Linked DNA regions of Homo sapiens: region 1 is linked to region 2. A link is an interaction called in ENCODE POLR2A ChIA-PET data of the cell type or tissue named here. Cell type or tissue: OCI-LY7. All regions are shown on one strand. Each heading gives the region's core, and the rest is flanking DNA. Links, peaks and the distances in the headings are about the cores only.

Evidence for each region. ChIA-PET counts read pairs that join two places held together with the same protein. Peaks named below come from ENCODE experiments on the same cell type or tissue, not always from the same donor. Only the 100,000 strongest peaks of a DNase experiment are listed, where the experiment ranks them.
Region 1: POLR2A ChIA-PET joins it to region 2 with 14 read pairs; 11 of 35 experiments call an interaction of 5 or more read pairs at or near these places.

The regions. Positions count from the first base shown.
Region 1 is chr6:3,161,962-3,164,869 of GRCh38, reverse strand. No RefSeq gene overlaps it. Among named protein-coding and RNA genes, the nearest start is that of TUBB2A, 5.9 kb to the right of the region's middle. RefSeq lists silencers at 1,674-1,733, 1,824-2,213, an enhancer at 1,488-2,298 and a cis regulatory region at 1,464-2,356. In OCI-LY7, for the core only: CTCF peaks have their summits at 1,189, 1,409, 1,977 and 2,184; DNase peaks (open chromatin) are centred at 1,739, 2,129 and 2,498; H3K4me3 peaks cover 2,027 bases; H3K27ac peaks cover 1,512 bases.
Region 2 is chr6:3,074,284-3,077,191 of GRCh38, reverse strand. RIPK1 (receptor interacting serine/threonine kinase 1) reads right to left here. Exons shown (of 11, transcript NM_001354930.2): 2 at 205-428. The coding sequence starts at 368. Among named protein-coding and RNA genes, the nearest start is that of RIPK1, 7.2 kb to the right of the region's middle. In OCI-LY7, for the core only: no CTCF peak of the experiment used is centred there; a DNase peak (open chromatin) is centred at 1,441; H3K4me3 peaks cover 1,422 bases; H3K27ac peaks cover 1,468 bases.

The DNA of each region.
Region 1 (2,908 bases), core at 268-2,767, 88 kb before region 2:
AAAAACGATTTGTGTTTTTTCACTCACAGAGTCAGTATTGGCTTCTCAATGAGATCCATAATGCCTCATTAATTACAAAACTATCCAACCTTAAATGGCATCTGTACATTATGTCAGTATACAAGTATTCATGAGTTAACAAATTTTGAATTTTGAAAGGCCAAGTACATAGAAATATCCAGTTGCACATTGCCTCTCTATCTTATCATGCACCCTAACTCTCCCGTCTTCCCCTAACCCATGTACGACAACCAAGCTGCTCTTGGCCTGTGAGCCCCCTGAGGGCCAGCGAGGGGAATAACTGCCCACAACCCCTGACCACGTACCCAAGTTCCTCCCAAGGAAACTGGGCACCCAAGAAGCACCTCCCCTTCCCCTTTCCACATTCGCTGCTCTGTTAAATCGCCCTCAGAGGGTGTTTCTCCTGCATATTTGTCTCCATCTTCCTTAATCTCCTTCTTTCTTTCAGTTATTAAAAAAATTCTGGGTGGGCGCAGTGGCTCGCACCTGTAATCCCAGCACTTTGGAAGGCCGAGGCAGGCAGATCACTTGAGGTCAGGAGTTCAAGACCAGCCTGGCCAACATGGTGAAACCCTGTCTCTACTAAAAATACAAAAATTAGCCGGGCGTGGTGGCGGGCGCCTATAGTCCCAGCTACTTGGGAGGCTGGAGCAGGAGAATAGCTTGAACCCGGGAGGTGGAGGTTGCAATGAGCTGAGATCGAGCCATTGTACCAGCCTGGGGGTCACAGTGAGACTCGGTCTCAAAAAAAACTTCTACTCATTTCTTGATAACCAGAAAATGATACTAAAAGTGGGTGATGAATGGAGCCAGCTCGAGCTCTGGAGGTCGCTGGCACTCTTTTGGAGGAACTGTCCCATATCATATTAGATATGTTTCATTTTCTATTTTAACTTTTTACATTAAGTATAATTTATACATTACAATATAAAAGTTGAGTTGTCTTTGACTAATTGACATGATATATTCTGTAGACATTTAAATAAACATTCATTTTACTATTGCAATTTTCCTTTTATTTTGGGGTCATTACTCCCCCTACACCCCCCACATCCCAATCCTGATCTCAAACGTTTCCTTAGGTCTGGAAAACTAATTAGCAGTGTGCTTGTGGTGACTACTGGTAAAACTGACCATGCCGGGCAAACTTTAGGTAGTGGAAGTAACAAATGTTCTTCCTAACTGAGAAGAGACACAGAATATATACATTGGCAGCACTACATTTAAGCCAGCCATTGGTGGCATTTCATTAACACTAGCAACAAAACGTGGGGGCATCAAAAAGTAAATTTAACAAAATTAGCCCACCCCCTATTCAGATGTTCCCTATTGTTATTTTTGTACGACAGGGCTGTTAGGCGGAGACGGAGGTTGCAGTGAGCCCAAATTGCGCCACCGCACTCCAGCCTGGGTGACAGACCAAGACTCCATCTCAAAAAAAAAAAAAAAAAAAAGTACTTCGATATTCTCTTATAGCTACAAAAAACAAAAGGCACGTCCTATTTTGAGCGCATCTCCCGCCTAGTATTTCATGAATTTGTGGGGTTGGTTGGTGCTCCCGCTGCAAAGGCCGTCCGATCTTGAGACAGAGGCTCAGGCCTTGCCGGCGACGGGCAGGGACGGGCGGTGGCGGCCTCCAGGGGGAACCCGGGTCTTGGGGCGGGGCGGGGCGGGGCGGGGCGGGCAGGGCCTCCGGGGGGCACAGCCCCGCCCTCCCCCTGCGCCGCGGCCCCTGGACCCCGGTGCCTCTCCCGCCCGCAGGAGGCCCCGCCCCGCCGCGCCGCGCTCTCACCGCGGGGAGGGGGCGAAGCTCAGCCTTTCCCGAACTACCGTTTGCCTAGAGCGTGAAACGGAGCGGGTCGCGCGCCCCGGCGCTCCGGACGGAAGGAGAAGGCAGCGTGGCGGCCCCACCCCGAGTCCCTGGCAGCCCAGACCTGGCGAAGGGTGAAGAAGCCTGGCTCCAGAACTAGGTGGTCAGGGGGTCAGGTAGTAGGAAGCCACGGAGCCGGCTCTCCCGGGTGCCTCGCGCCTCCCGGCGCCGCCCAGCGCCCTCTGCCCTGGACCTGCAGACTCGACGTCTGGGTGGGGGCAAGAGTGTTCCGATGGCGCCTCGGCTCGCGCTTAGCGATCCTGCGCTCGCTCACTCTGCAGCGCCAGCCTCGGGATTAGGGGAGAGGAGTGTAGTGCGGAGCTGTATGCAGAAGAGCGTGCGGCCAGCGGAGACCGCAGTCTCGCCGCATGGGAGCCTCGCAAGTGGCTCTGGAGTTGAGTCCTGATTCCAGAAGAGCTCCAGGGAGGGAGGGGAAGGAGGGAGAAAAAAAGGGAGGGAGGGAGGGAGTGGGGGGAGGACGGGATTAACCCGTTATAATAGCTAATATTTATATAACACTGTGGGGCAGGTGGTATTGTGAGTGCTTTCACATATTCATTCAGTCTTTATCACAACCCCAGGAAGCGGGTACTATTATTACTGTCACTTTACAGATGAGGCAACTAAGGCAGAGAGAGGTTAAGTAACTTGCCGAGGTCACACAGCTAAGAAGTGACAGTGAGGATTTGCACCCAGTCCATCAACTCTAGGCCCTGTGCTTTTCAACAGTCAGGGAACGCGGCAGGAGGGCACTGAGTCCTCTAAACGGCCTTAGTCATGGGAAGCAGAGATGAGTTTGCTCTGTAGATAATTCGGTATGCTCTGGACACCTCAGATTATGGGGAGAATGACAGTTGGGAGTAGGTTACATATTTTTGAGAATTTGTGAGATTATGTCTAAGTCATAGCAGAAGAAGATATAGTATTTCTTCACTCTTAATGTTGAAGGCAAAAAAAAAAAAGTTATAAAGGAACAAAAACACCTAAACAGCCCATGAATAGGAAAAACACAAAGGA
Region 2 (2,908 bases), core at 201-2,700:
CCAGCTGTGAGAGTCCTTCACTACCCAGTCTCAGAGTCCACATCAGCGACAATAACAATCCGAAGAGCCATCGTCACCCTGACATCTTGGCAGGCTCCCTCTCACTCTACCCACCAACGGCTCCGCAGCAGCCAACGGCTCCACAACAGCCAACGTCCCCATCCCGCTCAGAACTTAGCCCACCCACCCCTGCTCCCTACTCACTCAATGCAGTTGGGCCCCTTGTACACTGTTTTCATGATCATGAGTCCCTGGGTTCTGTGGAAACACAGAGACACCTTCCCAAAGCCTCCGCTGTCCAGTTCTGCACTCTCCAGGAAGTCACTGGATTTCATCTTAATGACATTCAAGGACATGTCTGGTTGCATTCTGAAGCTCAAGAACGCCCAAAATGGTACCACTTTTTCCCCCCCCGGCAGAGCTGTACCCTGTAAAGAAAACAGAGAGAAAACCTCAGGGCAAGACTATATATATATATATATATATATATATGTTTTTTTTTTTCTCCTTTGGAGACAGGGTCTCACTTTGTCAGTCAGGCTGGAGTGCAGTGGCACAATCATAGCTCACTGGAGCCTCGACCTCCTGGGCTCAGGCAATCCTCCTCCCTCAGCCTCCTTGAGTAGCTGGGACCACAGGTGCACCCCACCGTGACCAGCTGATTTTTTAATTATTTGTAGAGATGGGGGGGCCGGGGGATCTCACTATGTTGCCCAGGCTGGTCTCAAACTCCTAAGATCAAGGGATCCTCCCACCTCAGCCTCCCAAAGTGCTGAGATTACAGGTGTGAGCCATTGTACCTGGCAGAAAAGATCATTTTTAAAAACTTTTGTTAACATTCCACCACATGCTTGGTGTGCCTTGGATTTCTGAGGATAGACTTACAGTCATCTGATGAGCTATTTTTCATATTTTTAAGAATCAGAGAAGACTATAATATTTATTCCCTCAGCCTTTTTATTTCTGGCAATATGGAGCATTAGAAAATTTTAAGAACCCTCCAGCTATAAAGGACACAAGTATGTTGGACAACATAATACAAACATTCATTGAAATGCATACCAAAACTCCGTGGAAAGGAAAAGAACTCTAGGGACAGAAACAGAGCACCGGAGGCAGGCAGTAGCTCACACAGGGGAGTGCCAACCTCGCCATCCAGAAGTCAAGGTTTAAAGCCCAGCTGAGGTCAAGGAATACAAGAAAAGAAGGTAGAATGAAGAATCCCCCCTTAACACGGCACTGCTCAATGTGCAACCCTTTGATGAAAGGATGAACTAGAAAAAAAGCAGCCCATGGCAAACAAACATATTTGTCTTGGACTGGGCACAAGGTATTAAAAAAAAAAAAAAAAAGTTTGTGCAAATTTATAACCTTGGGCCTGTCTTGAAATAGATACAGACTTTGAATTGAGAGGATCGCCTAAACTATGAACTTTTACACAGGAAGTGGTCACAGGCTGATGCCATCCTGAGGTTATAGGCTAAAGCAAACAACAACCTCAAGCCAGGCCAGACAGAATTCCTACAAATACAAATTTAACATGAGCTCCCTTTCCAAAATTATAAAACACAAAAGAAAAAATTCACTGTGAGACAGACCCTGCAGCTACAGCAAGCAGCACTAGTAAGCACCAAAGAACTTCAGTAAATTAACAACTGAAAGGCATTAGAAAATGAATAGGTTTAAGTAATTATGAACAAAAGAAGGAATCTGAAGAATATAAAAAGAACAATGCAAACTCTAAGAAGAAAATGTGAAAAAGGAGTAGAATTTGGAGAATGTCCATCAGGGCTGTGAAGTATACAGTGTCAGATCTCAAAGCACAGCTATTTGCTTCATCCTTCCTCCCTTCTTTTCTTCCATTCATTCATTTTCCCCAAACTGAAATATAGAATAAAAACCCATGGAGAACCACAAGGAGACACCACTACACAACTACCAGGATATCCAAAACTAAAAAGACTAATACACCAAACACTGGCAAACATGTGAAGCAACCAGACCTCTCAAACATCACTGGTGGGAGTATAAAATGGTACAAACACTTTGGGAAAAGGGCTGGCAAAAAGCTTCGTGGCAAAACAGAAACTCCATGCAAACCAACAGGACACGGACACACTGGTGTGTGCATGTGAATGTGCGTGTCTGTGTTTTGCTTTGAGAGTAAAAGGAGGGCTATGGATGTTTTGTATTCCAGAAATACCCACATCCCGGCTGGGCGCCGTGGCTCACGTCTGTAATCCCAGCACTTTGGGAGGCTGAGGCGGGCGGATCACGAGGTCAGGAGTTCAAGACCAGCCTGGCCAACATGGTGAAACCCCGTCTCTACTAAAAATACAAAAATCAGCCAGGCGTGGTGGCACGCGCCTCTAATCCCAGCTACTCAGGAGGCTGAGGCAGGAGAATTGCTTAAATTTGGGAGGCGGAGGTTGCAGTGAGCCGAGATCGCATGCCACTCACTGCACTCCAGCTTGGGCAACAAAGTGAGACTCTGTCTCAAAAAAATTAAAATAAAATAAAATAATAAATATCTACATCCAGATACAGACCATGAAAAATACTCTTTCTGGGGCATAAAATATTCATTGAAATTTCATAGGCATTTATTTTGTTTATAAAACCACAAACACCTGCACTATGACCCAGCAATTCCAATCCCAAGAGAAATGAAAACGTATGTTGGAAAACACTTGTAAAATGTTCATAGCAACTTTATTTATAATAGCTCCAAACTGGAAACAGCTGCCCATCAGTAAGAGAATGAGTGAACACACTGGTGTATGAACACGATGGGATACTACTCAGCAATAAAAATGAACTACTGATACACATGAATGAAAACCGCATGAACGAAATGCAAAAACGTGATAAGTGAAAGTCGCCTTATACAAAAGCATACATACTATGT